Linked DNA regions of Homo sapiens: regions 2, 3, 4 and 5 are each linked to region 1. A link is a loop called in an ENCODE intact Hi-C map of the cell type or tissue named here. Cell type or tissue: A673. All regions are shown on one strand. Region 1 holds the start of HOXC10 (homeobox C10). Region 2 has its middle 17 kb from the start of MIR3198-2. Region 3 has its middle 19 kb from the start of SMUG1. Region 4 overlaps LOC105378250 (a long non-coding RNA gene). Region 5 has its middle 26 kb from the start of CALCOCO1.

Region 1 (5,000 bases):
CCTGGTGGAGACATCAAAACAGGAGGAGAGGAAAGAAGGGCACAGAGAGGGTACAGGGTAAGAGGGATTCCTTGGGGTGGGAGGGATTAGGTTGCTGTGGGGACAGCTAGAGGAAAGGGAGAGCCTATGGGAATGGGTGCAGGTCGAGTTAAGAGGTGAACTTGTTAACCTTGACTTTGCTTTTGGTGGGGGCTAGAATGCAGGTTTTCCTGCCCCAAATCTGCTCCCTAACCAAGCTCAGGGTCTGTAGAGAGGGTATAAGATTAAACCTTCACACTGCACACGTGCCAAACGAAAGGCTTTGAGGCTGTAGGCGCCTCACTCTCCCCCTTATCCTCATGAACACACCAGCGCTCATCTTCCAGTCAGTGTCTCTATGGGGATGATTTACCAAGACCACCTTTGCAGACCCAAGGGGATGAGGCTCTGCCCTTGCCCGCCAAAAGAGTGCCTGTGCATGTGTGAGCGGGCATGCGTGAGTGTGCAAGGATCATGCAATATGGATGTGCGTGAGTGTGGCACAGGTCGCCCGTAGGCATGCGTGTGCGTCGCATCCATATACAAAGCACCAGGAGATCCAGGCCGCCCCCAGCCTGCTCCGCTCTCAGTATTTCATCTTCCTCTACACCCAATGAGCCCCTTATATACTGTCACCAGTAGCCGGTGTTGTGGGGAGCAGGTTTATTCTTCCCCGTTGGTTGGGCCTTTTTCTGAGGCTCTTGCTACAACTTTTCAGGAAAAGTCGTTCCCCTCAGCTTTTCCTCCCCTGCTCCCGTTTCCTCCACATTCTTTCCCCAAGTATCAGAGAAAGATCCCGAAGGCCCCCAGCTCCTACAGCAGAAATGAATCTTGAACCCTGAGCTTGAACTCTGGCTGGGCTTTCTCTCAACCAAAATTACAGTGAAATCCAACCAAAGCCACATTCCCTTTCAGGAGAAAACCTCTTGCCACGCACACAGAAATTTCCCAACCACTCATTTGTAAGCTGCTTTTGGAAACCAATGAAAAAAGATAATTTAACTAGAAAAAAATGGAAAAGAAAAAATTAAAAGAGGAAACAGAAAACTTACAACATTCCAAATGCCCTGTTCCAACGCCATCCAAGCCAGGCATCTGGAGGAGGGAGGGACGTGGCGGGCAGCCCTTCACCTCCACCTCTTCCGGCTCCAGCCTCGCTGCCCAAGGCCCCCGGCCGAGCCAAAAGCCGCAGGAGCCCAAGCCGCACGCACAAATCAGACCCACAAACAACAAATCGCGTTTCGCAGGAAACAATTTTCAACTGGGAAAACGCAGTAAAGAGAACTCCCCCCATCTCCCCAGCCTTCCCTAGTCCCTGGCCCAAGATCGCCATTTTAGGCTTTTTGCAAGCCCCTGACCTGAGCTGGGGGACGTCAGCTCCCCAGGACACCAGCATTGAGAAAGCAAACCACAGCCAGCACGCGCCTGGGAGCAGCCACCCGTCCGGTGCAGCACACTGCGCCTGCAGGCGGCCCGCGGTGCGCACCGCCCCCGCCTTAGCACCCATGGCCGGGGCAGGGCCGACACCTCCACGTCGCCGCTTACCTTCCCCAGCTAAGTGACGCGCCACCAGCCTGGAGCTCAGCGGACGCTAGTCGAAAGCCAGGGTCGCATTCCCGAAATGGTCTGGGGCCTCCTGGGCCCAACCCTCTCCCCTGCCCCCCTCCCCGGCCGCGAAGACCAAGTGCCGGAACGTCCCAGTGGCGCCCGCGGCCCAGGCGGCCTTACCTTTCGCTTCGTTATCCGAGGTGTCTGGGCTGGAGTCGGCAGCTTTGGCCCTCTCCTTTTCGCTCTCCGAGGGGCTCCCTTTAGGGCCCGCCAGGCTCTGCTCCGTCTTGATTTCATTGGGGCTGGGGGTCTGGCTGTCGGACTTGGGGGTCTCAGGGAAACTCACTTTGCCCCCCAGCTGAGGCGATTCCAGATGTTCGGCGCGCGGGTTGAGACTGGCCCGCTGCTCGAAAGGGGCTTCGAAGTCGTTGGCCCCAGAACAGTGGGGCGTCTTGTCCAGCGCGGAGTAGCTCGGGCTGGCGCGGTAGTAGCTGGGCACGGGTACCTCGTGCTCCCCAAGGCAGGACTCCGGCAAGGGGTGGGAGTAGAGAGCTGCCTCGGGGCCACTTTTCGCCCGCTTCTCTGCGCTGTACATGCAGCAGACATTCTCCTCCTTGACACTAGGTGGGTAGGAGCAGGAGGACAGCGGCCTGCCAACAGGTTGTTCCAGGCGATAGGCGGCTTTGGGGTCGCCCCAGGAGTCCAGCTGCGAGAGGTAGGACGGATAGGTGTTGAGGGCGAGGCTGGGGCTGCTGCCCTCGTCCCTCTTGGAGAGCGAGGGCGCGAGCCCGCAGCCCCTCATCACCCCGCAATTGAAGTCACTCCCAGACTGCATATACATGCCTGCGCTCCGGCTATAGCGCTCTCCTCCGCCGGGCGCAGCCAAGGGCTCCGCGTACGAGTTCGGAGTTACATTGCGAGGGCATGTCATTTTCAGAGAGAGGGGTTTTTAAGGAGCAATACTACAGCGGAGGAGCTGACATCTTTTTTTTTCCCCATCCGGGAGGGGGGGCGCGGTTGGAGGGGAGGGAGGAAAAAGAAGGGGAGGGGGGGAAATATCAGCTCCGTAATTATCCGCGCATTCGGTTCTCACCATGTGACGGCTAGACCAATGGGATTTGAAAATGGCCTTGATGATTCAGACGGCCGTGACGTCAGCGGGGTCAAGTTGTCGGCAGGCGGAGCGCGCAGAGTGGAGTAACAGCGCCATCTAGCAGCTGCCTCGGGGTAGGGGCACCGGAGCCCTTCCCCGCGAACAAAGGAAGCGCCCCCCGGGCGGCAGGGGAGGTAGAGGGGTGGAGGGGGGTGGGGGTGGGGGTGGGGGTTCTAGGAAGAGTGGGGTTTGTTTATCCAGTAACCAGCCTGTAACTCCTGGGGAGAAGGGGGCGGAGAGGGGGGAAATGCGGGAGAGAGGGAGAGAGCGAGGCAACCCGGGGCTCAAAACAGTCAAATTCAAATTAAAAGGTCGAGACACGAATCAGGTACTTCTCCCCACTCTTCATCTCCCCTTTCCATATCCCCGGACCCGACTCCCACTTCTTACCTTGGGGATGGGAGTGGGGTGAGGTTTGTGGGGGGGGGGGTTTGGGGGGATCTGATGAGCAGAGAAAGGGGAAAAAAAGTTAAGGAATACCAAACAGGACTAAAGTTTCTGCTCTCCCGCCTCCTCTTTTCCCCGGGCTTGGCCCTCGGGGCTGGAAGCTTGGGGGCCGCGGCGCTGGAGTTGCAAGTTTCCTGTGGGGGTTGACTGGGAATCTCCAGCCTCTAGGGTGGGCCAGGGAGGGGGTCACGGTCACTTCATGGCTGCTCGGAAAAGGAGGTTCCGAATGGACGCGGGGTAGGGGAAAGAGGAAGCCAGAGACCAGAGGCACCCGATCCCCGACCCGAGAGCTGTGGCCTGGGCCTGGCAGGGTGGGCGGCTCCTGGGTCACCATCTCAGGGGCCCACAAGGCTTTGGCCTTGGAGCCGGTTCTGCTGCTTTACTTCAGGCCCTGGCGGTCCTCGCTTTCCGCTTGACCTTGCCCCCGCTAAAACAGGGAATATTCCGGGAAAGAAAGAGGGAACCTGCGGAGCCTCGGTCAGTTTGGAGGAGTCACGTATCACACGGGAAACCAGCACACAAGACGCAACAAAACCCGACCCAGAGAAGCGTCCTTTACAGAGCGCACGGGCTGGGAGCATGTTTGAAAGAAGACAGACCAGTCTATTTTTGTGGTTGTTTTTAAATAAAAGGAAGAAATAAGGGGAACCGTATGTTTCAAACAGTTATTTCCGTTTCTCCATCGCCTTCTTCCAAAGCGAACTAAACTCTCCACCCCTTCCTCAGGAAACGGAATCTGGAGAACAACTTGTCTTTCCTGTCGCCCCACATTTTTCCTTGGACAGAGCCTAGGGTTCAGACTTTCCGAAGGGCTGGAGTTTGGCGGGGAAAGGACTGGAGCCCAGCGCCCTGGAGTGGAGGAGTGAGGAGGCTAGACCGTTTCTAAGGAGGCCCAAGCCCGCTGCGGCTAGAAGACCGCAGAAAGAAATCCGCCGAATTTCCCCATCCAGGGGTGGAGAGAGAAGACGCAGGGGTTCCTGAACCTCCGGAAAACTGGAAGGAAATGTGGAGTGTATGATTTGCTTGCAGGACCGGCCAGGGGAGATTTGAAATGGTTTTGTGTTTTCATATGCAGGGTCACCGTGGCCTCAGCATGGGGGTTATCCAGGGCAAGGTTAGGCTGTTTAGGCCCCAGACTTGGGACAGTCCGGGCAGCAGTCAATCCAGGGAGCCATTTGTCCCACCGCCCATCCCGCGGGAAACGGGCGAGACTTTATGGCCACTCTGTTTGTATTATCTGCATTAGTCTTTCCCCACCAGTTTGATCGAAACCGTTCCCTTTTACGAGGACCCAACGAAAATTTCCCGTCATATTTATCAGCCAGGGATAAAAATTTAGTATGGGAACTGATATTTCCTCATTTATGGGACGATGAAATTAAATACCAAAGCAATTGAGAATTATATGGCTTTGGGGGTTCCCTCCCCCCTCTTTCACGTCTCCTTTATTTTCCTGCCTGGTGTGCTTTTCCCAGGAATTTAGCGTCCCAGTTCCCTACCCTTACCCCCCACTTTGGAGTCTGGTGGGTCCTTTTCCCCACGGCCAAGTGGCCCTTGGCCACCTCAGCCTTTTCTTTTTTTTTTTCTCTGGGTGTTAGTAGCTGGGGGCCAGGACAGTGCTACCCGAGCCTCTGCCCAGGCCAGCCAGGACAGGCTGGGATCAGAGAAAGGTTTCCAGGGAAGAGCCGCAAAGGGTTTGAGCCCAGCCTGGGAGGGGGTGAAGGAGTCGGCAGGAAAGGGTGAAGGAGATAAACTTCAGACAAGCCCCAAGGCGTAGCCTGGGGAACCAGCAGACAGGGAGCAGACCCATCGGCCTCAGGGGTCCCACCACCCA
Region 2 (5,000 bases), 230 kb before region 1:
AAATGCTTTTCAGATGAATGACAATGTGGCAGTGTCCTGTTCAGAAGCTTGGGCAGGGAAGAGATGACTCGGGTGAGTTGAGCAGGACACCCCTCCTCCCAAAGCAAGAGGGTGCCAAGAGGCGGCTCAACTCCCTACCAGGGAAACTGAGGCCATCTGTGGGACTTACATATTGATACAGCAGGGGAGGTTCTGAAGTGACAGGGGCAATTAGAAGGGAGGGGTTAGCCAATCAGAAAGCTGTCATGGATTGATCTGACGTCGGAAGGCGGGAAAAACGGAAGATCCAGGCCCCTAAAGGAAAGCTTTGTTAGAACGGGAAAATGGGATGTGAGCGTGGAAAAGGGGCTGGAGATTTGGATTGTTTAGCTCAGAGAAGGAAAGTTAAGGCAGCCCCTTTCTCCTGTGAGGTCAGAAGTTGTTAGGTTTAGCTGAAGCTGCAGCAGGAGGAAGGGTGGTCAGACACCAGGAAGGACTTCCCCGTTGGAGTCAGACGTGGTGGCAGAGGGTGAAGGGGTGATGACGTCGTTCCCGGGGTGGGAGGTGAGTTATCTGAAACCCTCTTATAATGGGAACCCGTCAGGGGTGGTGGGGGCGGGAGATACAGTTAAGGGTTAGATGCAGTAGGTGGAAGCTTAGGTGAAGTCGGCTGCCCTTCCCCCACGGAAGCGGCTGCAGGGCCCGAGAGGTGGGAGGTTCCTGACCAGGTGCTCTCACGCTCACTGCCCACCTGGATGGACACCTGGGTGGTCCCGCCACACACCCCCACTCAGGGCTTGCAGGAAGTCCTTCCCCAGCCGGATGGGGCGAGGTGTGTTTGGATGAACCGTAGCCTCGGGTTGCACCCGGGTGGCGCAGACCTCCTCGAAGACCCTCACGTGGGCTCCCGTGGCAACTCGCCAGTCCCATCCCCTAGCTTTGGCGCATTCAGGGCCGCTCCTGAAATGTCCTCCCTGCAACCCTAGAAAAGGCTCCTCTGGGAAGCTTGCCCTGTTCTCGCCAGCCTGGTCAGAAATCCTATGGCTCTTCTACTTTGTTTCTCTGGGTGACCTGGGTGAGCAGGAACCACACCTTGATTAGCACATAGTAGGGACACCAAATAAAGTTTTGGGTGGAGGCCTGGCTTTAAATCATGCACTGTCCTAGCTGTGTGACCTCGGTTTGAAGCCCCATGTCCTGATCCGTGAAATGGGTACTTCTGTCTTGCTCACTTCTTAGGCTTTTTTTTTTTTTTTTTTTTTTTGAGACAGAGTTTTGCTCTTGTCGTCCAGGCTGGAGTGCAATGGCACGGTCTCGGCTCACTGCAACCTCTGCCTCCCAGGTTCAAGCGATCCTCCTGCCTCAGCCTCCCAAGTAACTGGGATTACAGGTGCGTGCCACCACGCGCAGCCAATTTTTTTATTTTTAGTAGAGACAGGGGTTTCACCATGTTGGCCAGGCTGGTCTCAAACTCCTGACCTCAGGTAATCTACCCGCACCGGGCTCCCAAAATGGTGGGATTACAGGCGTGAGCCACCGTGCCTGGCCTTCTTACGCTATTTAAAGGACTATGTGCCTGAAATAACCAAAGGGAAAGCATTTTGTTTTATGCAAATGCAGGCTGTGGGAGTCCAAGCCATGCAGACACCCGTGTGCACAGGGGTGGGTACACCCACATTCACACAGGTTGAATCTCTTGGAGGGGCTAGGTCCGCGTCTTTGGAGGCAATCAAGCAAAAGCTGGAGATGGTAGGCGGGGGGGCCAGCTAGGGAGAGCTAGCTGTCAGATGCCAGAGAGGGAACCCAAGAATGCGAGGGGTGGTCCCCAGAACTGGCTATCCTAGACCCAGGATCCGATTCTCCAGGGCGGGATCCCAGTTCCCTGGAGGATTCTGGGTACAGGCCAGTGGGCCTGGACCCTGGCGCAGAAACACGGGACCGAAGACCCCGCTGTGGGAGCCCCGAGTCGGGGCTGCCCGGCAGAGGGCGCCCAGGCTGGCTCGGGCACAGCGCTATAGCCATCTTCGGGTGCGGCCCGCCTCCTATTGCGCCCTCTGCTGGCCAACAAGGACACTATCGCGCTGCCTGTCTTCAGTGCCCACAAAATGGGCGGGGTTCTGCTAATTCAGGGGCTGTTGGCCACGCCTCTTCTGCTGAAGCCTCCTGCATCCTGGACGCCAGAACTCCCAGCCAGGCCTGGCTCTAACTCCTCCACCCTTCAACTCCTTGTGGAGAAGGGAGCTCCTCTCCATCCTTCAAAAGGTGAATCCAAGTACCAGGTTGCCTGCCCAGCTCCACACTCACGCTCGACCGGGGAGGGTGATGAGAAGAATCCCCAGCAGCGTCACGCTTAGGGTATCTTTATATCCAGATTATGGAGGTTTAAAATTCAACCTGCCTGCTCCCAGCTGCCTGGCCACTGCCTGGTCCCAGCCTGTCAGTCCTTCAGGATGTCTTAGCTTGGGCATGTTCCAGCCTTCTCATTGGACCCCCTGCCTACTGTCTCTCCTCTCCACTTACCAAAATTATCTTTCTAAAACACAAATTGGCCGGGCGCGGTGGTTCACGCCTGTAATCCCAGCACTCTGGGAGGCCGAAGTGGGTGGATCACTTGAGGTCAGGAGTACGAGACCAGCCTGTCAACATGGCAAAACCCCGTCTCTATTAAAAATACAAAAATTAGCCTGGTGTGGTGGCGTGCCCCTGTAATCCCAGCTACTCGGGAGGCTGAGGCAGGAGAATCGCTTGAACCCGAGAGGCAGAGGTTGCAGTGAGCCGAGATGGCACCATTGCACTCCAGCCTGGGTGACAGAGCCAGACTCTGTCTGAAACAAAACAAAACGAAAGCAATAACAAAAAACACAAATCAGTGTAGGTCACTCTTTTACTTTAATCTCCAGTAGATCCCCATTGCCTAGGAGAAAAGGTCCAGACTCCTTCTTAGCCCATCTCCATCTTTTATGTTTGGCCAAATCTAAGCCTCTGATCTCATCAGATCACTTCTTTGCCTACTCGAAATTCTCCAAACACATCCTGCTCTTTCTTTGTTTCTTTTTTTGACAGGGTCTTGATCTGTCACTCAGGCTGGAGTGCAGTGGTGCGATCTCAGCTCACTTGCAGCCTCAGCCTCTGGGTCTCAAGCCATCCTCCTGCCTCAGCCTTCCTAGCAGCTGGGACTACATACGTGCTCCACTGTGCCCAGCTAATCACATCCTGGATTTTGATCTCTATTTGGTAAATTTCTACTCATTCCTCAAGGCCTAGTTCAAATATCCCCTTGCTGGGCATTCTTTTCTCTAACACCCCCAGGAAGCATGTTTCTGTGCCCCCATGGACTTTGTACTCGCCTCCTTTTTATGGCATTTATCCTGGGGCATTATCTATTCACAAATCGGTTCCCCCCAGCTCCACTAGAACTTGAGCATCACTAGGTCCGAGTCTGATTCTTATCCATCCTAGTACATACTGGGAATCCAATCTAGAGCTGCTTGGCCAAGGACCCACTGGTGCCTCAGCCCCAGATTGGGAGAAGTCGTGTCTCATGTCTGCCCCGGGCCTAGAACATGGCAGAGATGCCTCTGCCTGTTCACAAACTGACTAGACAAGCCAGTTTTCTCATTCCCTCACTCCTGGGGTGAGCCTCTGCTTCCCTCCTCACTTCCTAGGAGATCAGTCATCCTTTCTTTCTCCTTGCTATTTGCTCCCTTCCCTGCTAGGGGGCAGGTACTCCAGAGCCTCTGGGTTCTGGGGACCTAAATTGAAGTCTGATTCAGAGGTTTATTTCTTAAGAGCTCAGAAACTGATGGTAGGGGAGACTTCTCCCCTCTGCAGAGTCCCAAAGATTCCCCACTGATTCTTGGGCCCTACTCCAAGTCAGCCTCCCCACCCCAGAATTTACCTAGTCCTTGCTTGTCTAGCCTGGGGCTTGGGGGCAAAATCATAAATTTGGGAGACAAGAGGCGAGATAAAGATCATTTGTTGAAAATGGTGTCATCAATCATTTGCTGGAGAGAATACATCTAAGAATTCCCCAAACCTGGGTGCTCAGATGCACCCCCTCAAGCTCCCTGTTATGCTCCCCTATCCCAATGTCCCTGGCCTCCCTGGTCAGCTCTTTTCCTGGGCTTGAGGTTACCTGGTCATTTTTGTTTCATTCTTTCCGGTCTGCATTCTCAGAAAGCCCTCGGGCCCTTTCCTACCTTGGGAGGGTCTCAGGATGGAGAATTTCATCCCCCATCCTTCCCAGCCCACACTAATGATCATATTTCTGAAACAGCCTGGAGGGGAGATTCCTAAACTCCTAGTTGTAGAGTTTCAGGCTGAGGATGAACAGATAAATAATGGCTTGCCAAATTAATTAATTATTTTATTAGCCTGAGTAATTATTAATCAGGTCATTAATCACCCAGTTGTGCACTATGAATAGTAATTATGTGGTTGGGGGTGGGGGACGACAGTGGTGGAGCAACTTATGGTTTTAAGGTCTGGCAATATATGGACCTTCTCTTGGTCCTAGGAAGATTTCAGAGGATTTATGGGCTCCATCTCTCCCCTCACCCTCACACCCATGCTTAGAGATTAGGAACAGAATGGGATCTACCTGGATCCTTTTGCAAAGGCAGACATCAATTTCATCCTTCCCCTCTTGACTTCCAGAGTTCAGAAGGATGGAGAACATGGAGGCAGAGACATGTACATGGAGATGAAAGTGAAGAGAACGTGCTCTTGTGAGTGTGTGTGCGAGTGTGTGTATGTGTGCGTGTGTGTATGTGTGTGTGAGCGTGTGGTGTGTGTGTGAGTGTGAGTGTGTGAGTGTATGGTGTGTGTGAATATGTGTGAGTGTGTGAATGTGTGTGCGTGTGTGGTGTGAGTGTATGTGAGTGTATGAATGTGTGTGAGTGTGCGAGTGTGTGAGTGCCTGAATGTGTGTGAGTGTGTGTGTCAATGTGTGTGAGTGTGCATGTGTGTGTACCAGGGTGAGACTGAGACAGAAGCAATTCCTAAATGTGCCAGACGTCTCC
Region 3 (5,000 bases), 220 kb before region 1:
GTGGAGGGCATCTTCCTCCCATCCCTGGTGGCCGTCCTTTCTTTTTCTTTTTCTTTCTTTCTCTTTTTTTTTTTTTTTTTTTGAGATGGAGTCTCGCACTGTCGCCCAGGCTGGAGTGCAGTGGCGCGATCTCGGCTCACTGCAAGCTCCGCCTCCCAGGTTCAGGTCATTCTCCTGCCTCAGCCTCCTGAGTAGCTGGGACTACAGGTGCCCGCCACCATGCCTGGCTAATTTTTTGTATTTTTTTAGTAGAGACGGGGTTTCACCATATTAGCCAAGATGGTCTCGATCTCCTGACCTCTTGATCCACCCACCTCAGCCTCCCAAAGTGCTGGGATTACAGGCGTGAGCCACCGCGCCCGGCCTGGCCCTCCTTTCTGTATGTCTCTAGGGGCATCCCAGATATTCCTCCATCTCCATGTCCTCCCCCTCCCCAGTATTTATCAGGCTAGGACACCGCTGGAAAGGAGGTGTCTTCTATTTTCTCTTGCTCCTTTCCCCTGAGCTAACCCTGCCCTGCATCCCTGCTAAGCCCTTCTTAGGATCTTCCCTTCATCTCTCTTCTTCCATTCATCCTTTCCTTAGAACACAGGCATTCTATGGCCAGGCGCAGTGGCTCACTACTGTAATCAATTCCAGCACTTTGGCAGGCCGATGCCGGCCGATCACTTGAGGTCAGGAGTTCGAGACTAGGCTGGCCAACATGGCAAAACCCTGTCTCTACTAAAAAACACAATAATTAGCTGGGCGTGGTGGCGCGCACCTGTAATCCAAGCTACTCGGGAGGCTGAGGCAGGAGAATCACTTGAACCCAGCAGGCGGAGGTTGCAGTGAGCCAAGATTGGGCCACTGCACTCCAGCCTGGGCAAAAAAGCGAGACTCCATCTGAAAAAAAAATTATTATATATATATATGTCAAATTCTCAAAATAACCATGAGGAACTATTATGTCCAATTTACAGAAGAGTAAACTGAGGCTGAGGAAGGTCAAATCATGCTAAATCATGTGCCCAAGATCACGCAGCCAGGAACTGGCAGAGGTGGGATTCAGTGGTCCTTTCGAGGTGGCCCATGCCTGGGGGAGTCGGCCCCCTCCCTCCCAGGCTCGATGTAAGGAGCCTGGAAGGGGCCCTTGTGGTGCCCAGGCAGCCCCCTCCTTCTGGCACCCAGCAGGGTTCAAAGGAGGGGCTGGGAAGCTGGGCGGGGGACCCCTGCCTCCACAAGCCTCCCCCAGCCTGGCCAGATGCCTTTGGGGCCTGGAGACAAGGGGCAGAGAATGGAGCTGCCATAAACAGTGTCCGGCTGCACCATGAGGCTGTAAAACCAGCCCAGCAGAGCTGGAATGTGGAGGGATCTAGGAAGGATTTTCCGGTGGGTCTGGCCTGATAGCATCTTTGGGGCCTGGGGTCAAAAGGGAGCCCACCTCCCTTCCCTCCCTCTTCCCAGCCATCCTGCTGCCCTCTCTTTTCCCCTTCCCCCACCTCCTTTGCTCCCACTTCTCCCCCCATCTTCCTCTGCTCTTCTAGAGACTTCTGTCATGTTTCTGTAGCTGTGTCTAAGTGTCTCCACCCCTACCTGGTCTCTCTTGGCCCCTTCCTCTCTGGGAGGTGGCGCAGCACCCACTTGAATCTGTTGGCTGCGTAACTTTGGGGCTCCTCTATCTTATTCCCCCTCATCTGTAAAATGAGGAATAATGCGGCACCTATCTCAGAGGCTAGATGAGGTAAGATCTGTAAAGCACTTAGGACAGTGCCTGAGTCATATTAAATGCGATCTAATTGTCTGTTAATGTAATAAATATTAGTGTGTCTGTTTATTCCGGTTTCTCTTCCCTGCAGAGAGATCTGGGTCAGCTGGTGGGCTTTCCTCTACTTATTCCTTTTCACAGCCTTCACTTAGGTCCAGGAGGCGGCTGGTGGTGCGACTCTAAGGACAGGATGAATGCTGGACATCCCACCTCCCACCAGGCCAGGCCCCCAAGTCTAGCTTTGCAGACCAGGCTGCCATCCCTTCTCTGGCCAGCAGAGGGAAGCAGATGCCCAGACTGTGACCTCCAGGAAGGGGTGTGCGCTCACCTGGCCCTGCTGAAGGCCGAGGAGGGCGATGGGAAGGGCCCAGTGGTTTTGTGTCTAGGTTAATTCCCAGATGCTTCGCTCCTGCTCCCGTGCTTCCGTGTGTGAGGATGAGGTGGGGAAGGGGTGTCTTGCCTTGTTACCCATGTTGTGACATGTACAGGGGCAGTTGTGTGTTTTAGAATGTACCAGGACCACCAAATCAGCGTCCTGTGGCCCCAAAGGACTCAGAGATTGTCTAATGGGCCAATCCCCTTATCTTCAGCTGGGGAGACCGAGCCCAGGGAGGGCAACGTGCTTGTTCAGGCTTGCACGGTGAGCTCATGGCCGAGCTTTCAGACGGTTACTGCACCATTCTTACTGGTGTGCATCTCTGAGTTGATGAGAAGTGGGTGTGTCTGCTGTACCACACAGAAACCCAGGTCTCAGAACAAGTGCCTGCTTCCCCCCACCTCCACTGCTGGGGCTAACTCCTGGAAGAGGCCTTGTCCTCCCCTTCTCTGGCTTCCCTGTCTCTGCACCAGCCTCTTCCTCATGGCCCAACTGACCAGCTGAATGAAGGATATTCACTACCTTCCCTAGAATCCAGGTGTCTGGAGATTGGGGCTCTTGTAATGATAGTGAAAGCTGCTGTGATTACTATTGTGGCCAACCTTTGTAGACCACATGTAGTCGTTGTCACGCATCAGATCATTTAATCACTTAATCCCGCATCGATCTTTCAAGGGAGGCACTCTAGCTATTCTCATTGTACCCATGAGGAAATTGAGGCACAGAAAGGTGGAGGACCTTGTCCAAGACTGCACAGCCAGCAGGCAACCAGGCCATCCCAACCCAGTGACGAGTACTAAGCAGGATGGATCCCATGTGATGGTGCTAGCCATACCCCCAGTAACCACCTCTGGCTGCTTGTGGAATGCTCAGCATGTGCCCAGCACTTCTCATTTGATCTTGGCTGCTCACAATAACCCTGTGGCATATGTTTTATCTCCACTTTGCAGATGAATGAACAGAAGCTCAGCTAGTAAGCAGAAGGACCAGGCCTCTATCAGAGCTCTGGGGGGCTCTATGTTAAACCCATGCACTTAATCATCCACTGGTCTGGTGCTCTGAAACTTTACATCACCTTAGGATTTGTCAAAATGTAGATTCTGACTCAGTAGGTCTGGCGGCAGGGCCTGAGATGCTGCATTTCCTTTTTCCTTTCCCTCTTTTTTTTCTTTTTTCTTTTTTCTTTCTTTCTTTTTTTTTTTTTTTTTTGAGACAGAGTCTCGCTCTGTCGCCCAGGCTGGAGTGCAGTGGCGTGACCTCAGCTCACTGCAACCTCCGCCTCCCGGGTTCAAGTGATTCTACTGCCTCAGCCTCCCGAGTAGCTGGGACTACAGGGGTGCGCCACCACCATTGAGGCACCTGGGAGCAGGCTGCACTCCTTTTGTTGGCCTCATCCTGTTTGTCTGGGGTTCTCCCTCCTTCCTCCCCACCTCCTCTGCTTCTTGCTGTCTCTACTCTCCCAGCCCTGGCATTTCATCTCATCTCTGTTCTCTGGTTGACTCTGTTCCCAGCCCTCCAGGACTCAGAGTCACAGGTGTGATTTTGAATGGTCATTGACCAGTTGCATGGCCAGCTCACTATCCCTTTCTCCAGCTCAATCCGACCTTCCCATGACCTGAGCCTGGCTTTCTTCAGCAGGAGACCTTTAGGACAGACAACACCCAGAGGCTGACAGAGGGGACCTCCCTGTCTGAGAGGTCCTAGAACAGGAAAGTGGGGCTCATCCAGGCTGTGGGAATGGACCTTCTGCAGGAGCCAGACTGGATGGGGGCCTCTAGAACCTCCCCCCTGCATTCAGTGGCAGCATTCAGATTAATCTCTCCCCTGGCCTTCAGCTGGGAGTGTAGTGGAGTGTTCACAACCCTTGGTCTTTTCATGCCGATGATACTGTCTGTCCTTCTGGGAGGTCTGCTGGCCTCACATTTACCTGGAGAACGAGCTGCTCGTCAAGTTGCTTACCAGGGCAACCACACCACAGAGCAGGCGTGCAGAGCTGGGTCCTGCAGCTCTCCTGGCCCCAGATGGGGCTCAGGTGGCTGAGGGAATGACGGTATCTCAGCTCTCAGCTGGGACTCAGACTGGAGAAAATAGGAGCAAGCAGCTCTCTTCCTAGCCTTTTCCTGGGTACTTTAGGAAAGTTCCTGCCCCCTGGGTGGAGACCCGATAGTTGTTCATCCCATAAATGCCTACTGAGCACTGCCTATGTGTGAGGTGCTCTGATGGCCATGAGAGCTTGAGCCCACCTCAGGTCTGGGTGACTGAAAGAGGAGGGCTCTGTCCATGGGCCAGAGTGGGAGGGAGGTCCCAGCAGCACCAGACAGAGAGGAAAGGCCAGACAGACCTTTTCTGGAGTCAGGAGCTGAGGAGGCATGGAGGAGGAGTGAGATGCCTCCCTGCCCTCTCTAACTAACCCCCTCCTGCACATGGGGGTTCTGGTCTGTAGATGGTGAGCTGGGCAGGTTGCTCTCTCTGCCTCTCCTGGCCTCATTTCTGTACTTTGAAATATGACAGCATGAGGCTAAGCCAGGAGTTCTCAGGAGATGACTTAGAAGCACCTGGGAGCATTACAATTCTGATTCCTCGACCCCTCTGATCTAACTGCTCTGAGGTCCTGGGGTCAGGACCTAGCATTTGGTCCCCTGAGCCCTGCCTGATTCTAATGGGCAGCCAGGTGATGGGTAGTGGAGGCAGAAGGCTGGCGGACCTCCTACAACCCCTCCAGAAGGCTAAGGGGGCACCCAGGGCCCTTCCTGCTCTGTCAGGCTGCAGTTTGGGGGAAGCCACTGTGCTTGAGTTTTTATAGTGCTAGGCACTGAGTGGCGTTCATTTAGACCCCAGACAGGCGCTTACTATCCCCACTGTGGGAAGGAAGCTGAA
Region 4 (5,000 bases), 220 kb after region 1:
AAGGAAATCCTATCCAGATGATCTAGCCCTGAATCAAGAACTCTAGATCAGAGAGGTGGGTGGGAAGATAGAACTCCTTTGTCTCTGATTTACAACCAAAATTGTCAGCAAGTAAAAATGCCTGGAATGAAACCACAACCTTGACTCATGTTAGTATGGTTATAAAAAGTACATACTGTTATTGCCATTTTGTGGGACTAACACAAATTAATAAATCAGAGCTCTAGGCTTGAATGCTAAGAAGCATTGGGGAAGATGTGCAGAGGCTGGAGACAGAGCAAAATATCTGTCAAATGGCATGCCAGGGATAGAATTATGTGCAAGAATTAGAGTTACGTGGAAAGAGGGGTGAAAGGAACCAGAATGTGTTGAGCTGCAAGCAAGGTTCATATGCTATTTCATTTAACCCCTATTTACTCCATGACAGAAGTATTATTCTTTGATCTTGAAGATGAAGAGAGGTTAAATAACTTTTTCAAGATCATATAGCCAGTAAAAAGAAGAGTTAGAATTTGAACATGGTTCTTCATGAAGTCAAAGCCCATGTTCTTCCTACTGTGGCACCCAGTCTCCACAAAGAACAAGGAGTCTAAGGGCATGGCTATTAAAAGAGGATTTGAACCAGTTCTTACCCTTATGCCCAGGTCATCCCCTGCCAATGTCTTCTCTTTCCTCCCACATAGACACTGATAGGCCAGAGCTGGAAGCAGAGAAATCATTAAATCTGAAAGTTCCATCTTAACCATTTCCTGCTAAAATTCTAATCCAATCAGGTGCCAAAATTCTCCAGACAATCTTTTTAGATGCCAAGAAAGGAGATTCCAAAGCATCCCTGTAACTATTCCAATAGTTCATAGACACAATTTTACATCTAATTATAATTCCTACTCCCACAACTTTAACCCATTGGCTTTTGCTTGATTTTTAGTGGAAAATACAGGATAAAAGATCTCTAGATGCCAAACATAAGTAACCCCTCTGAGACTTCTTCCATCACACTGTTCTTTCATCATATTCCAAATCTTGTCTACTCACTACCTCATTCTTGAGAGGAAAAAAACCATCTTCAGTGCAGGTTAGGAAGTGCTAGAGAAGGAAATGAAAGCTTGATTTTCACTGGCCAAAGGAAAATGGGGTGGTGGGAAGGGAAGCGGGTATTTTTTTTTTATGGTAGCCCAATGGCAGGAAAATGGTTGCAATTTCCCTGACAATCTACATACCTCCAGATTTGGCCTTCCCAAACCTCAGCAGTCACCTAAGGATTCCAGATGCTACCAGCACACACCGTTAGGAAACATCTGTCACGAAGAACAGCCCCAACTGGGACAAAGGAGAGTAGGAAGGCAGACGGTGCCAGTTTAATGAGGATGGTTTAACAAAACATCTTTTAAGCTTTCTAATTCACTTGGCCATTTGCTCCCCAGACTTGGCTGCCAATCAGAAGCAGACTGTGGGGGGATGCTTGCCAGAGAATGGCAATCCCTGATCCTTAACTCAGGAGAACCCAGTACCAGAAAAATGTCAGCTTGTCAGTCATTCTAAAATATGATTAACCCCATTCCAGAGCTAACAATTCATGGTGATACTGGGGAGAAGGACTTGAGCTACGTGAGGTTGCTCGGTCTGGTTTGGTTGTTCTTGACAGCCAGAGGCCTTACTTAGCAGAATATCAAAAACAGGTATTAGTGTGCCCCATGTCCATGTCTAGCTCTGAGCTCATGACAACTAGAGCATTTCTAATATTTATTAATCATTCATGGAAATAATCATAAAGACCAATGGATATCCGGCATCAACACTGATCTCTTAGCCTTTCTATTTTTAGATTGCCTCGTTCTTTTTTAAGGTTATTAAAGAATATGAACTTGAGATAAGAAATAATGAGTTTTCTCAACATGCTATCAGTATAGGAAAATCCATGAAGAAGATAAATTACTTTTCCATTTCAGTTTCCAAGGGAAGAAAGCCCCAGATATGGCCAAAGACAAGGGGATTGGCAAAGCAGCCTCAAAGCATCCTTATTTTATTCGGGGGCGTTGCATGAAAATTTGGATTAAACCTAAGGAATCTCAGCTGAAATCACTGGTTTCAGATATATATTTTCCAAGGCCTGAATTCAACCTAGCTGACATGCCATTTTTCCCACCAGAACTCTATCTAGTAGATTCCTACAGTTGGCAAAGACTGCATCCCAGCCTCCTGCTATACTCCCTGATCCACCCTCCTGGCCTTTAACGTTGGTAACTCTAAACAATGAGATCCTCACAGATCTCACTCAGATTCACCCCAGCAACCATCAGAGAGTGCTGCCCTTCTTTTTTTTTTTTTTTTTTTTTTTGAGACGGAGTCTCGCTCTGTCGCCCAGGCCGGACTGCGGACTGCAGTGGCGCAATCTCGGCTCACTGCAAGCTCTGCTTCCCGGGTTCACGCCATTCTCCTGCCTCAGCCTCCCGAGTAGCTGGGACTACAGGCGCCCGCCACCGCGCCCGGCTAATTTTTTGTATTTTTAGTAGAGACGGGGTTTCACCTTGTTAGCCAGGATGGTCTCGATCTTCTGACCTCATGATCCACCCGCCTCGGCCTCCCAAAGTGCTGGGATTACAGGCGTGAGCCACCACGCCCGGCCGAGTGCTGCCCTTCTTTAAAGCAGGCTACAGCCCTAAATCACATTCACCATGATTGCTGCATTGCAGCAGATAACTGAAGTGTGAGTGCCCTCTACCCTCCTTCTGGAAAATGACACGTTCTTCAAGGATTGAAAGCAACACACACACACACACACACACACACACACACACACACCCTACACCTTCTCCCTACCAGACCTGCAGTTTTCTGCTCTCTGTTAAATCCAAACTTTTAAGATTGTATTTCCAGATCTTTCTTTTCATTGTTCCCCTAACCGTTACTCTTATTATTAACCTTTTCTGTGGCTCTTTGCTTGAACAGGACCAATCTTTCCCCATATACGAACATCTTGCTATCATCACCTCAACCATCACATGGACAGTCCCTCTCTGCCTAGAACACCCTTTTTCCAAACTGTTCAACAAGACTCTCCTTCAGGAAGCATATCTAACCACACCTACAGATATCTGACCTCTCTGCTATGCCCTCTTTGCCTGCTCTCGTCCCCTCATTACTGTCCAGAGTTCTGTCCATTTGCTCCTAACTTGTTTCCTTGCTGCACTGCCAGTGTCTGTGCCTTGATTATGTGTCCAGCCTTCTCCATCAGACTGACCTCCTCTGCTCCCCGTTCCTTTGGATTGGTTGGCAGTGAATATGGGTCTCTTGCACAGGAGGTTTTAGGACAGAATGGCATAACTCACTGGCCTAGAACTTTGCACTGGGAAGACGCCTGGTTAGAGAAGAGGGTAGCAGTGGTAGATGGTTAGGTGCAGCGAAGTAGCACAGCTCTTGCCTGATGACACTTTCAGCTTGCCTCTTCTTCCCCAGCTGAAGCCTGAGGTATAGAGTTAACTGGCCACAGCCAAGGAAGCACCCCATGATCTACAGCCCAATGTGGTGACAACAGAGATAATGAAACAAGAATGCAGGTCCAAGTCTCTTCCACACCACAAAGTGAAAATGCAAAGGAAGTAACCCAAACTGGCTGGGACTAAGGACGTTATCTGTGACACTATTGGCTCCAGTGTCATCCCCTTGAAGTCCAATGACCAAATTGACAAACAATACAGTTTTATTACTTTCATTGCTTTAGTTAATTGTGAAAATAAGTCACCTAATACTTTGGCTTTAGGCAACCTGGTGTGATACTCAAACTGCAATAAAGAAATCTCAGCTTAGACTGCAGAAAGGAGGGGTGCTCCAATGATCAAATGGTTGAATATTGTTTAGAATAGGACTTTCATTTGTTTTGGGAGGATGGGGAAGTGTCCATGAAGTACTTTTATATTGTAAGCTCCTAGGAAAGAGAATTTTCTCTGTTTACTACCATTTGTCCTGTACTGTCTATAAATAAGTTCACAGATGCATTCTGTTTAGTTTGGATTGGGTCTACAGTGAGAAATTGGATGACCTCTATATGGTTTGATGTTTCCCTCAAGTGAATACCACTGAAAGTTTCTAAGTGACAAAGGCTGGATTCAAACTACTGAAAATCAGATTTCAACTAAGTGTAAGTGAATACAAAGACAAATTCCAAATTAGAAAATTCAAGCACCAAAATGATTCCTTTTGCAAAGGAATTCGAGCAAAAGCAATGTCTTTTTTCCCTAAATTATTACCACCACAACGACCACCAAATCACCACACACTCACACACAATGCAAGACAAATGGTGGCAAATAAAGAATTCCCCTCTTTGGGAGCTTACATTTAAGAGATTTTGTGGCTACTTCCCCACTCCTCAAAATAAGTAAAAGATATGTAAACCATGGACTGAAACGTATAATCCTCAATCAGAAATACACAGAAAAGTGTTTATATCAGAGGCAAGGGCATGCCAAGATCCCAGATGACATCATAGTTGACAGAAGATATGAGTGGGAAGGGCTTCATTTTCCAGTGTTGGCAAGATTAGGGAGTATCTTCCCTGCACCTCAGGTCAGTCTGAGAAACCTTCGTGGAAGAGGGGGTAATTGCTCCATATGGGGATTTGGTTTCCCTGGGAAACATCAGTTCAGTCTACATCTTCATGGTGGTGAGAAGCTTTGCTATGAGCCAATAAATCAAACCTCACTTAGGCCTTCCTTCCATGCCTCCCATCAAAAACAAAAATAAATAAATAAATAAACTCTACATATGCTTTGAACCAGTAAATCCAGTTCGCTTAACTGCACTTATCCAGTTAAATGTTTACTACAGATTCTAATACAAATCTAAATACCAAAATATAATAATAATAATTCTCAGTCTTGGTCTGTGCTGAAAAGGAAAATAGAAAGAAACAATTTCAGTACCAATGAATGTGTTACTTCTCCGTAGGGAAAGAGAAGTAAAGCTGAGATGGCTTCCCTAAAAGGTTGGAAAGAAAGCTA
Region 5 (5,000 bases), 280 kb after region 1:
TCCCTGTTTCTTTCATTTCTCAACTCCCTCTTTGCCTTTCCTCCTTTCTAAAACTATGTAAATCTTTCGAATTATAAGAAACATGGTATTATGGAAATCACCCAGGCTTTATGTCCCTATATAAACTTCATCTATCTTAAGCCCTCTTTGCAAACTGTGGCTAACACCTGCCTGTTATTGAGAAGATTGAATGAGATCAGATGTGTAAAATGCCTTGTACAAAGCCTGGCACATGGTAGGTACTTGGTAATCTTGAGTTTCCCACTTTTCCTCTTACCTCTGCATATTTGGAGAAGTAGGGAAAGAACCAGGAAAGCCCGGTTCATATGTATGGGCTCACAGAACCTCAAAACCAAAAATGCTCTTAGAGATATATTTCCAGTTACTCATTCAGTAAAGAAATTCCCTGGACCACATCTCTCGTTGGTAGTCATCCAACCTCTGCTTAAACATCTCCAGGGGCCATTCATTGGTTCACTTAATAAGAACAAGGCACTGTGGGAGCCACAAAGAAGGGCTGACACAGATCTTGCTGTTAAGGAGCTTATATATTAGCAAAAAGACAATACAGAGAAATAACCGTAATATAAGGTAAAAGCGATATGTGTCAAATGAGATGCCATGACAGAGAACTAACAACCTTGCAAGTTATTTCATGCTCAAAAAAGGGTAGCTCTAATATTAAAATTCCTCCCAAATCTCAGACCTCAGTTTTCCCTTGCATTTCATGGAACATGGAACAAGATCCTTCCATACTAGGTCATGGGTCATCCTTAAGGAGGACCTGCAATAGCCTTAAAACTCCAGGAGGGAGGCAGGGCGCAATGGCTTACACCTGTAATCCCAGCACTTTGGGAGGCCAAGGCAGGTGGGTCACTTGAGGTCAGGAGTTCGAGACCAGCCTAGGCAACATGGTGAAACCCCATCTCTACCACAGATATAAAAATTAGCCAGGCATGGTGGTGCATGTCTGTAGTCCCAGCTACTTAGGAGGCTTGAGGCAGGAGGATCACTTAAAACCTGGAAGGTCGAGGCTGCAGTGAGCCCTGATCATGCCACTGCACTCTAGCCTGAAAGAGACTCTGTCTTAAAACAAACAAAAACAACTCCAGGAGGAGGGTGTGGAAATGGACATGGAACAGGTGTGGAGAGAACTGGGACTGGCTGCAAGATCCTCCAGCCTCTTCTGTACCACCAAATGATTTCTGGGAGTCCCTAAATGACAGCCTCAGCCTCTACCTACTACCAGCAACTCCTGTCCCCCTAGAAAGCCATGCACATCCCTACTCCCAGGATTTATCCTAATGGTTTTGTCTGTGCTTTTCTCTCCCTCTTCTCCCCATCCCTATCACCTTTTCATCATCTTTTATCAGTATCTCTACAATTTTCTTTGTATCTGTCTCCGCTTCAGTCTGTGCCTCTCATCATTTTGATTTTTTGTTTCTATTATTCTTGGAGTCTTTCTGCTTCTATCTCTGACTCTCTTTCTCTTACTCTCACCATCCTTGATTTCTTGATAGGTTTCCATTTTTCTGTCTCTGGCCTCGTTTTCTCCCCAGCTGCCGCAAAGCCATAAACCTAGCTGGCCCTGCAGCAGGCAGCCGCCAATCAGTGGGCTCCAGGAGTTGAGGGGAGGGGGTCAACAGAGAGATGGGGGGATGGAAAAGCTGAGGCACTGTTGCTATAGCAGGGGAGAGACGAGGTGCAGAAAAGAGATGTCCCTCCCAAAAGGCAGACACAGCTACCTCCACAGACAGTGTCTGGACTCCTTTCCTACAGATAGCAAATGACTGGCCCCCACTTACTGTTGTGAGGCAGGGTACCTGGATCCCTCCCCTGTATTACCCAAACCATGATTTCTCCTCTGAAACCCCTGGCCACAGATCACTAGAGATTTGCCTCCTCCTGCATTCTTAGGCCCTCCCAAGATGAGGGAGCTACAGGGCCTTGAGGGTCCGAAGATCCTGAGACAGATGCTTACATGGACGTTGAGACAGGAAAGAATGGTCAAGACAGGTACAGTGGCAGATGCTGAGATGAGTTGGAGGAAGCACTGAGAGGAGGGAGAGTCCTCCCCAGCCAAGGCTGATCCAGAAGCTTGGGTGTTCCAGGCTTCTTAGCTCCCTGGCCATTCCTGAAGCAGAACTGGCTGCCAGAATCCCTGATCTCTGGTCTAGGTTGGGGTTCAGCAGCTTAGGGTGTTACTTACTGGGCTACTACTACCCAGCTTGTCGTAAGAAACCTACTGGCTCTGTGGGGATAGGAGGAGATAGGAGGGAAAGGCGGGGAAGGCAAGGGATTAATGTAAGATTTTAGAAGAACACAGGAAGAGGAACATTTCCATCCTGTTGGGCCAGGAGACAAACCCAGAAAGTGGTAATTCCTGGTGTGCCGGCGACCCCTGCTGGCTGCACACACCACCGCCTGGGAGATGGGAAGGTGTAGCCAGCCTGTGTGAGTCCAAATGCGTGTTGGATGTGACACTGCACACAACAATGACGGTGCCCATGATTACGTGTGGGCACTCCTGGGTGAAGGCAGTAATGTGACTGAACACAGAAGCCCCAAAGGTCAGGTTCAGAACTTCTGGCTCCCCTCTGGGACTCTGGGTGTCTAGGAAGGATCATTGAGCCCAGCATGTCTCCTGACCAGTGTCACATCAGTAGCAGCATAGATCCACTCAGTGAGGCACTGCTGAGGTCAAAGTAAATGTAACCAGTCCAGGTGTAGGGGAAAGAGTGCAGACTTTGGAATTACACTTACCTGGGTTGAAATCTTGATCCTGTGATTACTAACTGTATGACCTAGAGCAAGTTCCTGAACTTCTTTGAGCCCAATTTCCTCATCTGTAAGAGCATAATAATACCTATCTTAGAGGGTTATTGTGAGTGTTTAGCACAGTGCCTAGCAATAATAAGCATTTAATAGATGCTAATTTTCTGCCTCCCTCTTCCTTTATCAACCTCCCACCCTCAAGGTCAGGCAGGGATTTCAAAAGGCAAATAAACTGGGGATAATGTTGACAATGATGATGGTGGTGGTTTATATTTACACCACTCATGCAAATCATTTTAAACATATTTTTAACACACGGCTTTTTTCCTTTTTATTAGCCAAGCACATCATGATCATGTTTTATTGGGATGGAAATATCCTGATGTTATGGCAGGTATCTAGAAAGATGGCCTTATGAAGTGATAACAAGGCATGACAAATCTTTCTTTCTTGTGATACATTTTCATTACTCAGGTTAATCAGGAATTACCCATTAGAACAAGGGTTTAAGATAAGTACATGACAGTCATCTGTGGAGATCAAAATCTCCTGATTTTCCCAATGGGTATCTAATTGTTATTGCTAATGTAGAGGGACAATTAATGCTTAGATTGAACTGGTATTCAAACATTAGAATAACTCAAGGAGATATGACAGGTAGTTAGAAATAGTATATTCTGAAATTTAAAAGAAAACAGATTTCAATTGCACCAAAGAATATTTTAATCCCTGCAGCTGTCCATCGATAGGGGCAGACTGCTTATTAAGAGCTCCATTTTAGCAGGAGTACTGAAGCTGAAGCTGGCTGGCTCCCCAGCAGGCTGACTGTGAAAGAGATTCAGGCTGCAGAGGGAGATTGGATAAGAGGCCTTCTGAGCTTCCTCCACAAACACACTCAAGTGCATGATGAATACTTAGCTCGGTAGAAGTGTCGCTCCAAACGGCATTACTGCCATACCCATAGTAACTGTTTGTCACCATGAGTCGGGGTAAGGGCGTAGTAATAATAACAATGGTGTTCTTTTCCTCTCTGAGATTTTGTTCTCCCAAAAGAGAGGAAAGAGTCCAGAATCATTCCCCCACTAACCATCCCCACGTTTTTCTTGATTTTGTCTGATTCATCTTTGTCTTGGCTTCATAGTATCCATCTTCAAGTATTTTAAAGAAAACCTTACTTAAGGAAAGAGCTTTTTTTATCCTTTAGTTTCCTGCCTATAGGAGGTGGGCAGGCAATGAGGATGGGAAGAGGGAACAAACATTTGCTGAGTTCCTATTAAGTGTAGACTTTGTAATTTTTGCATTTGATTAAGAGAGGTGTGTATGTGCTTTCATGCAAGTAAGTGTATGTATGTATATGTATTCCTGCAAGTGTATGTATATATTGTTTTGTATCTGTGGATGTAAATGTGGATGAATCTGAAGGAATTCTCTGCTGTTCAAGCCTCTCTGAACAAGGGTCTGGGGTCTTGGTGTCTAGCTTAGTACAGGGAAATCTGTATGCAGCTCCTCTGAGGATTTCAATATCTTCTGTGTGTACAGACTACCCGGGAGTTAGTTCTTCTGGCTCCAGGATCTTTGTGCAGGATCCCAGGTTTGTCTGTCCCCATCCTGCACACAAGTGTGTTGACATATCAAGACTCCTCCACCTCCTTGCTTTCCTGTGTGCATCACAGTGTGTGCAGATCCATTTGTCCAACCAGCCCCACGTGAAGCCATGTGTGTCCAGCAGTCCCTCCTCCCAAGGAGGACTCTGTGAAGAGTCCTTGGCACCCTCCCCTCCTGGCCACCCCCACTCCCCACTTTCCATGCCAGGAGAGATCTAATTACACAGAAATTAGTACAGAAAAGGATCGTTTCCTTTTATTGCATCAGTACCGGGGCAGCTATAAATCTGGAGCCACCGCTGCAGCCGCCTCTGGGCACTGTGCAGGCTATGGGGGGCTCTCACCTCCACACCTTCCTTTTCTCCTGGGCCTCTACCCCTGCCCAGGACCTGAGAACTCTATTAGGTACCCATCTCAGTAGGGGAAGTGGAGAAAGGGGAGGGTGGGGTCAATCAAAAGAAGACACATAGTAGATGCTTAATAAATGTTCACTAAATGATTAGGGAGAGGTAGATCCCAGCAATGATAGTAACTACCCGACTACCTAGACCCAATCACCACGAGATAAATATTTCTAGTAAAATTTCTCTCAAAATTCTTAAGCTCTTACCAGACAGACTT

Evidence for each region. A loop is a pair of places that touch in the nucleus more often than their neighbours do. Peaks named below come from ENCODE experiments on the same cell type or tissue, not always from the same donor. Only the 100,000 strongest peaks of a DNase experiment are listed, where the experiment ranks them.
Region 2: it touches region 1 in a loop (8-fold over the local background); 21 of 110 quality-filtered maps call a loop at or near these places.
Region 3: a loop joins it to region 1, with 5 times the contacts of the local background. A loop is called at or near these places in 21 of 110 quality-filtered maps.
Region 4: it touches region 1 in a loop (4-fold over the local background); 23 of 110 quality-filtered maps call a loop at or near these places.
Region 5: a loop joins it to region 1, with 4 times the contacts of the local background. A loop is called at or near these places in 8 of 110 quality-filtered maps.

What each region holds. Positions count from the first base shown.
Region 1 is chr12:53,982,757-53,987,756 of GRCh38, reverse strand. HOXC10 (homeobox C10) reads right to left here and starts at 2,611. Exons shown (of 2, transcript NM_017409.4): 1 at 1,747-2,611. The coding sequence starts at 2,497. HOXC-AS3 (HOXC cluster antisense RNA 3) reads left to right here and starts at 2,238. Exons shown (of 3, transcript NR_047506.1): 1 at 2,238-2,281; 2 at 2,674-2,793; 3 at 3,603-3,806. RefSeq lists a silencer at 1,413-1,462 and an enhancer at 947-1,827. In A673, a CTCF peak has its summit at 2,735; DNase peaks (open chromatin) are centred at 1,476, 2,136 and 2,716; H3K4me3 peaks cover 2,554 bases; H3K27ac peaks cover 3,852 bases.
Region 2 is chr12:54,211,915-54,216,914 of GRCh38, reverse strand. No RefSeq gene overlaps it. Among named protein-coding and RNA genes, the nearest start is that of MIR3198-2, 17 kb to the left of the region's middle. RefSeq lists a silencer at 730-915. In A673, a CTCF peak has its summit at 1,988 (motif pointing left); DNase peaks (open chromatin) are centred at 254 and 2,044; H3K4me3 peaks cover 609 bases; H3K27ac peaks cover 178 bases.
Region 3 is chr12:54,205,001-54,210,000 of GRCh38, reverse strand. No RefSeq gene overlaps it. Among named protein-coding and RNA genes, the nearest start is that of SMUG1, 19 kb to the right of the region's middle. In A673, a CTCF peak has its summit at 2,024 (motif pointing right); a DNase peak (open chromatin) is centred at 2,020.
Region 4 is chr12:53,765,597-53,770,596 of GRCh38, reverse strand. The region is part of intron 1 of LOC105378250 (a long non-coding RNA gene); the gene reads right to left. Among named protein-coding and RNA genes, the nearest start is that of CISTR, 16 kb to the right of the region's middle. In A673, a CTCF peak has its summit at 2,723; a DNase peak (open chromatin) is centred at 2,716.
Region 5 is chr12:53,699,368-53,704,367 of GRCh38, reverse strand. No RefSeq gene overlaps it. Among named protein-coding and RNA genes, the nearest start is that of CALCOCO1, 26 kb to the left of the region's middle. RefSeq lists an enhancer at 2,289-2,583. In A673, a CTCF peak has its summit at 2,411 (motif pointing left); a DNase peak (open chromatin) is centred at 2,377.